2 separate regions of the Homo sapiens genome follow, and region 2 is linked to region 1. A link is a loop called in an ENCODE intact Hi-C map of the cell type or tissue named here. Cell type or tissue: GM12878. All regions are shown on one strand. Links, peaks and the distances in the headings refer to the core of each region. The heading gives the core; the rest is flanking DNA. Region 1 has its middle 84 kb from the start of MIR920. Region 2 has its middle 12 kb from the start of MIR920.

Region 1 (4,409 bases), core at 184-4,183:
TCTGAGATGTCAGGACACTCCAATTTACAGGTTCTCTTCCAGTAGGACCTGTTCCAAGGTTCTCTCCTCTAGCCTTCTCTGTAAATCCACTTCCCCCTCAGCCCATACCTTGAATACTGAAGTTCCTCAGGGCTATGTCTGTATGTAAGCCCTCTTTTAATTCCCTGTATAATCATATCCACTCCCTTGTTTTGAATTCCCCTTCCATGCCAATGCCTTCCAAATCTATATTTCTCCCTGTATCCTTATAGCATGTCCCAACGCCCACTTAATCCAAATATCTACTCAACATCTCCATTACAGGCCTTTCAGAAAATACAAAATTCGTGTGCTCAAAACAGGACCCATTCATGTGGGTGCCACTCTCGGCATTCCTTATTTCAGTAAGGCCACCACGAAGCACCCTGCAAAGCGAAAACCAGGATAGCACCCTTATTCCTCTCTTCACACCATGCTATCCTTACTAATAAATAATCTAACAAATAAATAACACTGTGCTGCAGAGTCTACAAAATTTAATAAGTTTTCAATCTGCCACTTCTCGGCATCTCCACCACCTCCATTCTATTCAGCCCATTAGCACCTTTTGTTTGGAATGATGAAATAAGCCACAGAAACATTGTCTCATAATGTAAACCCGACAATTGCATTCCCTAGCTAAAATAACTACTTTGGGTTCTTTCTGCCCAAATCCTGCAAATGTTTACGGGATGCTTCACAATCGAGCTGCAGGTGCTCTCCACCTTGTCACTGGGCATGTTTGGTCTCTGCTGCCCTCGGGACTCTAGTATGCTGCTCTTTCTGGGGTCACTGAACATGATGGGGGTCATCTCACATCCACCTTCACACAAATGTCTCCCTATATGGAACTCCTCCCTTTCTTCGAACTTTTCACTTAACTACATCCTGTTTCAGATCTCATCTTAAAAGGCTTCTTAGGGATGTCTGCCTTGAAACTCAAATGAACAGTTTTATGGCTACATGTTTAAATACTATATAATTAGTACATACTACAAATGCATTTAACATAAGATTGCACATTATAAATGTCATAATACTTCCAAATGAAGACCAGATATAGTAAAACAAGTTGATGCCAGGCACAGTGGCTCATGCCTGTGATCCCAGCATTTTGGGAGGCCAAGGCAGATGGATCATTGTTTGAGCACAGGAGTTTGAGACCAGCCTGGGCAACATGGCAAAACCCTGTCTCTACAAAAAATACAAAAATTAGCCAGGCATGGTGGCGCATGCCTGTAGTCCCAGCTACTGAGGAGGCTCAGGTGGGAGGATTGCTTGAGCCCAGGAGGTGGGTTCAGCTGTGAGCTGAGACTGCCCCACTGCATTCCAGCCTGGGTAATAGAGCTAGACCCTATCTCAATAATAATAATAATGATAATAATAATAATAATAATAATACCAATTGGTTATCTAGTTTACCTCATTATCTTATTAATGCTATCAGGTCACTACTGCAATACTTTTGAATTTCTATATTCCTACATTTATCTCTAAGCCACCTTGAAGGTAGATATTGAGGAAGATCCTAAGCTTCTCCGCCACACTTTTGTGATCACTTCAGCTGTTGCCACAGTGTGGGAATAAAAGGAGACTATATCTTTGTTTTACAGCCTTGACAAGGCATTTACATTTTTAAACCTTCTTAGTGTGCCTCCCCAGTGAGATAAAAAATCACCACTCTCTTTGGGAGGGGTATGATACATGCCCCCTGCTTCCACCCCAATACCACCTCACCCCACCTGGGGAAGGGAAGCCTGATGCATAAACCAATCACATAGAGAAGTGAGTGCATTAGAGGCAACACCGTCTCATTTGGTCTAATTTGTATATAGGTTGCACCCTACAGTTTTCAGATCAGCCCACAGTTCCCAAGAGAGTCTACCATTTCCCTTAGGGAAATAGATCGGATCGGGCAGATACCTAGCACAGCCTCCTAGGATTTGGTGAAAAATTCTTTCTTATGAGTAATGTTTTACACCATAAATCAAACTAGTTTTTAGTGGTGGTATTCTCCTCCTCCTGTAAGCATTCAACCTCAGTTAACTTCACTGGAGGGTTTATTGTTATCTTTTGTTTCGGTCTCACCTTAATAAACTTTCTCTTTTTAGCAGTGTGCTGCTATTGTGGGTTTTGCTGTTATTTGTATTATTATCATACACAAGGATATTTAAAAATAGCTTATCAAATGGATACAGTTACTTAAAGAGGTTACTAAATTCATTGTTAGTCATTTGATAAGCATCTTCTGAGGAAAAAAATTCTGTGCCAGTCCCTGTGCTATTAACAGGACCCTGTGAATGAAACAGGCATTAACCTTTACTCCTTGCTCATGAAACAGACAACTAGTGGGGGAGAGAGGAAATAAACAGTCAAAATGATACCAAATACTGTAATTGTAAGCATACAAAGAAAACAAACATGGTGAAATGCTAGCAGTAAAGAGTGAGCGACAATTTAGATAGGGTAGCAAAAAAAGACCTCTCGAAACTTGATATTTTGGCTGAGACCTAAAGGATGAAAAGCCAGACGTGGTGAGGCAGATGTGAGAAGGGGGCGGTTCTACACAGTGGGAACAGTGTATGCAAAGGCCCTGATTTGGGGACAGCTTTCGGCATGTTCTCAAAATGGAAGTGACAGAGGTAAGCAGAAGCCACAACCCGCAGGGCCTTTTTGGTCATGGCAAAGACTTTAGGTTTAATTCATGTATAATGAGCTGCTATTGGAGGGCTTTAAACAGGGGAATAACATGATATGATTATAATATAATCTGATTGATATCGTCCTTGGGCTGTTGTGTAGGAAATGGATTTGTGGGGTTGGGAAGAGAGAGTAGGCAAAGTGGCCAGGTGGGAAACTATTGCTGGAGTCCAGGAGAAAAACGATGGTGGACTAGGAAGGTGGCAATGGAAAACACATAGAAATGGAGAGCTTCAAGATATACTTTGTGAATAGAAACACTGGGATTTGCTGATGGATTTAAACGCAATTATGCACATTTACAAGGACATCTGACTACTATTAACCTACACAAACATTCAGTCATGACTTAACTTCACATTGTGATTATAATGGGTATAATCAGTTGGATGGATGATACTAATTTAAAGCAAAGAATAATTTAGAGAAAATATTGAAAATACATCCATTATGAAGGTTCTTTTGAAAGAATGTTAAACACCTTTTCATTTGAATAAACCCCTTATTGTCATTAGCAACATATTAACAGCTTTAGTCTACGTCTGTTAAAAACAAGTTCAGTACAATAGGAATATTGTTTTTGTCATGACTAATGTACCCTTTACTAATTTTTTTAAAGTAATGCTACGGACTCTATTAACTACAATTTTATTACCCAGTGTGTTATCCATTCCTTATCTGATCAAAACCCCTTTTCTTTGGGGTGTTCCTCTCCCATACTTTTGGGAGTACACGTGGTCCATGCCTGGCACTGTGCCTGAACTCAGTGGCCTCAACAAAATTGTGCAGGGATGGATGGGCATATACCCAAATGAGGTCTTCTCTGGATATTTTTTAATTGCACATGGAGGGTGACCGTCCATTCCAATGTAGAGCTGGGGCTGCCAGCATCGCAAAAGCCTGAGTTCAGCCTGAGCCTCAGATAATAAATCGGAGCAGAGTCAACCAGAAGAATACAAAAGAGGCAGAGTGAAAGAGAGGTTCTGAAATCAAACTAGTTTATCTCACTACAACTGGGAGTCCTAACTTATATCAAGGGAGACACATTTAATAAAGAGTATTCAAAAATATTGGGAGAAAGTTTTGAAGGTTAAAGTTAAAGATTAAAGAGATTGAAAAGCCAACGTTAGAGTTTTAGGTTTTTGTCCATTTGTTTTATTTTCTTTTAGAGGAGATTTCAACACATTTTATTTTAAATAGTTCTAACATGCCCATGGTAAAAACTCAAACTAAAAATGCACATGTGTGCTTGTGTGTACATGCCTGCATGTATGTATGTGTATATTTAAGATAGTGTATATTGCATGTATCTGGAAAGATACTTAGGAAATTATTAATCGTGCTTGTCTCTAGGAGAAGCAAGAAAAAAAAAGAATACAAGTGTGAGAGGGAACTACAGGATCTGCTAGAAATATAACCAAGGAGCATGGAAGGTAGACATGAAATAGCACATTTGAAAGCAGTGATGTGAAAATACATATAGGAATGAAGGACCTAATACATTCCGGTCCTCAATAAAATTACCACATTAGGTTACTGAAGAAAGCGACGCATCTGGGGTGAATAATGTGGGTGGTCACTATGTCTTTTGAAAGTCTCTTTAGCTCCAATGAGTAAGAAATATATTGACAGAGAACATAAAAGGCTCAAAACAATCTGCTTATAGGTATAAGAAAGAGGGCAGGTGGTAT
Region 2 (4,409 bases), core at 265-4,264, 72 kb after region 1:
CTGGATCTCTCTATTGAGCTGTTTGTGGGTATGCTTCTATCTATAGTTTTAGAGAATAACAAAAAAACAATAAATTCCATGTGAACTCACTGTAAGCCCAGGAGGGCAGGGTATGTGTCACGTCTACTTGCCACTGAGACCTCTGCATGATGATATACGAACTAATAACCCGATCCATTAACCCTCTTCGTTCCACAGACAGTCTTTCACATTTGGGTCACAAGCAACCACAGGAAAAAGAAGAAAACAAAACAAAACTCCTGTGCTTTTACATATGAGAAATTACTGTTTATGTGTAATAGCAAAAGACTGTTAATGTTTTTGGCACTTTTGATTTAGGGAGAAGAAAGATTCACCAGGAAAAAGTGACCTTACATGCTAGTATGAGGTCACTACACTTTTAATTCCTGCAGGGCAAATGTAGAGTATTCAGAGGTTTGGGTGGGATAGAAAAATAATAAAAACCCTTTTATACTTGGGCTCTGGGCAAAATGAGAACTGATGGCCTGCTCCCCGTGTGGCGCTCCAGTGAGACGGCAGCCTTGCAGATATCCCATGACAAACTAAGGCAGGGAGAAAAGAGTACAGACGTGGCTGCACAAATGATCAAGGTCCGAGAGGCTGGGATGTCCCCTTTTCATCCGAATGGTGTGAAAGTTAGTCGAGGGAGAGCACTGTCGGCCTGATGAGGTCTCACTGAGGATTGTGGTAAGGATGCAGACATGAGCCAAAGCACGGCCTCTGTGTCTGAGATCATGAGAGATGCCAGCAGGGATGGATGCCCATGATTAAAGACCATGACAGGACAACGGTACAATGCGTCTGTTCCAGAATAAGATAGGTGAGGGCTGGAAAGTAGACATCACTTCTCACCATTTTGCTCACCCCTGTACTGTTAAATGTATCAATATCTAAGTCCCAGCACCAAAATGTCGCAGTAATTACTTCCTGACCCACAATTAAAGCATGCTGCATTTTTCAGTCATAACAGCCAATTCTTTCTGAGTCATACATTGAACCAATTAAACTTAGAATCTCTATGTCTGAACGGATGACTTCTAATGAAAAGGGTGAAAGCTTCTAACCTCAACATCCAATCATATCTCTGTTTGGTAAATCAGGGGGAGAAGTTCAACTGAATGGCTTGGAATAGAGCCCATCCCAGCAGATTGTGCTGGGTAGAAATAACACTAGTCTGTCTAGGTAAGATCAGTGCCAATGGTTCCAACTAAAATTAGAAAAAAGGAGACAGTACCTTGGCTCATGCTTATGTTGGAGACAAGACTCTAACTCCTGCTAAAGCCAAATGATGGCAATTCAATTCCTGCCTGCCAGTTGCAAATCCCTACACTACCACTGCAGTATTATCAAAAGACGTTTGCAATCCAGTGCACCTAACAAGAGAGGTGATTTCTTAGATTAGTCACTTAGTGGGTTAGCAACTCAAGAGTTAGTAACTCAAATGTGTGCATACATTTATTCTGACAGAAGTAAGTAAGTTCCAAAACTATAGGCAGATTGCTGAAAAGAAAAAAAAAATCAGTAGAATCTTACTAATTTGAAATAGATAAAGGATATTATTCATTTATTAGTTTTAAAGTGTAAAACTGGGGGAAAAATATCAAGGATTGAATGAACCCACTCCTTCCACACAACATCATCAAAAGACCCACAACACTTCTCATGCATTTCAACAAATACAATTTTGCTCTAATCTCATATGTGTCATAAGGCACTATGCCATAGTGAAAAGAAAACTGGGCTAGGAATCAGGAAATCTGGGTACTTTTTCTGGCTCTGTCACTTATTAACTGTGTAAAATGATGCAAAATTTAACCTCTCTGAGCTTCAGTTCCTTGTCCACAAAAGCAGTGACTTAGATAAGGTTAGCCAGCTCTTAGAGTCCTTACTACTCTCTCAATCATTGGTGATTAGATTAAATTTTAAGTTCTGTAAGATCTTTATAATACATCTTAAGTCTTTTATAAATCTTGGGTTTGAAAGTCAAATATACATATACTTACTATGTGTGCATATACATGAATGATAAGGAACTCTGATTGTAATAGTAAAGTGTTACTTTTTTTTTTTTAATTTGATCTACGCTGCCGTGAAAACACGCACACTCATATATAGGGACAACATTTGGGTGTCTGTGGATACTGTAACCTTTTTGGCAAATGTCAAAGCTATATAGAAACTCAAATCTCATTCAAAGTATTCTTCAAAGAAGTACAATATCTCTGGACAGAAGGATCTTCTCTAATGCCCCAGAGTAATTTAGGAAGCTAAAACTCTGGCAGGTATTGCAGGTGCCAGATGAGACAACACAATCAGAATGCTCACCCTAAGGCCTCTGCCATTATTTAAAAGACATTTTCCTTCCACACAGGTAAGATAATTCTACCATACTTCCTAATTCCACCTAGAGAATTCTCAAACAATCCACAGAATTTTATTCAAATTGCCCTTATGCTCAAAATGCTAATTGATGTCTCAGCAGAGCACTGGAATTCAGTTGCTGCTCAAGGTTCCTTTGGATCTGACGTCCTCCACTGGTACCAGACCTGGGAACCAGACCTCCACCTCCCTGGTCAGGGAGGAACTATCACAGAACTATACACCCAACAATTCATAACATGGTCAATAGGAAAACCAATTCCCTGAAATTGTGGACAGCTAGAGTTCTGGTTTTACTTAGGCACTAACTCTTGTGATTCTGGGCAAGTCCCAGAATCTCTCTGTTAAATCATTTACTTTCATACTGATGCTTCTTATATGTACTGTAAGAGTTATATACTCCCAAGTCCAGCAAAAGTATTTCCACTCCATGTTGTGCGCTCATGTGGAAAGAAAATTTTATATTTTGTTATGTTTTAGGTCACAGACTCCTTTGAAAATCTGATAAAATCACATGATTTGTATCCTTTTCTCAGGAAAAAAAAAAATGCACCTGCATAGTCTTATACACAAACATTTCATGTACTTCTAGGGAGTTTCCTGATGCTAAAAGGTTCAAGGACTCAAATGAATACCCTGGTCTACAGTGCAAGTCCATTCTCTACTAGCAGTATAATTTGAGAAACTCTGAATTTCAGTTTCCTCATCTATAAAATATAGTTAATGATGTCAATCTCTCTGCTGACATCTTGTAACTATTTTGAACACAAAAAAACTTTAACATCAATGTGTGTGAAAACAAGCTGGTGTTGCACAGAACTCTGCTAACTCTCAAGTTGCTATCGATCCTTTACCCTAGTCCTTTAATGTTGTCACAGAGTATTAGTGAGTACTACCCCCATCTCACTGGCACCATCAAGCTTTGGGAGGTGTGAGTCATCAGACATTGTTTTTAACTTAACCTGGGCCCTTGGAGACTGACTGGATGGCTGCACCGATACTGTGCCCCTTACTTCCTTTCCAGCTTTTGTTTGATTACTGATCTCTTAACACACATCGATGGAACTTAATGTACTAGCTCTGCTTTCCCTCTATGAAAACATTTGTATAGCTGGAGTTTTACATCTACCAGAATACACTTGGCTCTTCATTGGCATTAAACCTTGATCTTCACTTGAGTGCTTCTTAAAATTATTGTTTGTGGGCTCCATACTTGACATCTCTGCTCTCCTCCATTGGTGTGAATAATTACAAACAGTCTTGCTAGATCATTATTTCTATGTTATTGGCAAATAGACTAGCAAAATATAAAAGTATAGAAAGTATCCCCGGGGTTTACACAGTGGGTGACAGAGCAAGTTAACAAAATAGGACCCAGTTCACAGTGTAACATACCTATCACTCTATTACAATTCTCCTTTCTTCCTAGAGTCTATTGAAGTCATCCTTTTATATAGCAATGGATAATAAAGATGAATGGATAATACATACATACATTTTATTTAAGGCACACAATTTTTATCTTCCAATTTAACTTTTCATTCTGAAATAATTTCAGGCTTAAAAAATGCAAAAATAGTACAGAGTGTCCATATATTCTTTACTCAGGTTCCCACAAATTAACATATTATAGAACCAATAATACAATCATCAAAACCAAAAGATTAACATTGATACATTCATACATGATTTGATGATCTATGGCCCTCATTGAAATATCAACAATTGACCCACTAATGTGTTTTTCTTGGACTATGAGCCAATATTTAGTTGTCATGTTTTCTTCATCTCTTTCCATCTGGGACAGTTCTTCAATCTTTCTTTGTTTTTAATGACCTTCACACTTTTTAAGGGTCCTGCCAGGTTATTTTGTAGTATGTCCCTTTTGGGTTGTCTGATATTTCTTCGTGATTAAATTCATGTTATGCACTTTTGGCAAGAACATGACAGAAATTACTTTTTGTGCCTTTCTCAGTGAATCATATGAGAGGCACATGATGGTGATATAT

What was found. A loop is a pair of places that touch in the nucleus more often than their neighbours do. Peaks named below come from ENCODE experiments on the same cell type or tissue, not always from the same donor. Only the 100,000 strongest peaks of a DNase experiment are listed, where the experiment ranks them.
Region 2: a loop joins it to region 1, with 5 times the contacts of the local background. A loop is called at or near these places in 1 of 110 quality-filtered maps.

What each region holds. Positions count from the first base shown.
Region 1 is chr12:24,126,012-24,130,420 of GRCh38, forward strand. It overlaps a transcript of SOX5 not described here. Among named protein-coding and RNA genes, the nearest start is that of MIR920, 84 kb to the right of the region's middle. In GM12878, for the core only: no CTCF peak of the experiment used is centred there; DNase peaks (open chromatin) are centred at 1,990 and 2,500.
Region 2 is chr12:24,198,412-24,202,820 of GRCh38, forward strand. It overlaps a transcript of SOX5 not described here. Among named protein-coding and RNA genes, the nearest start is that of MIR920, 12 kb to the right of the region's middle. In GM12878, for the core only: no CTCF peak of the experiment used is centred there; DNase peaks (open chromatin) are centred at 1,040, 1,800, 3,240, 3,381 and 1 weaker place; H3K27ac peaks cover 1,260 bases.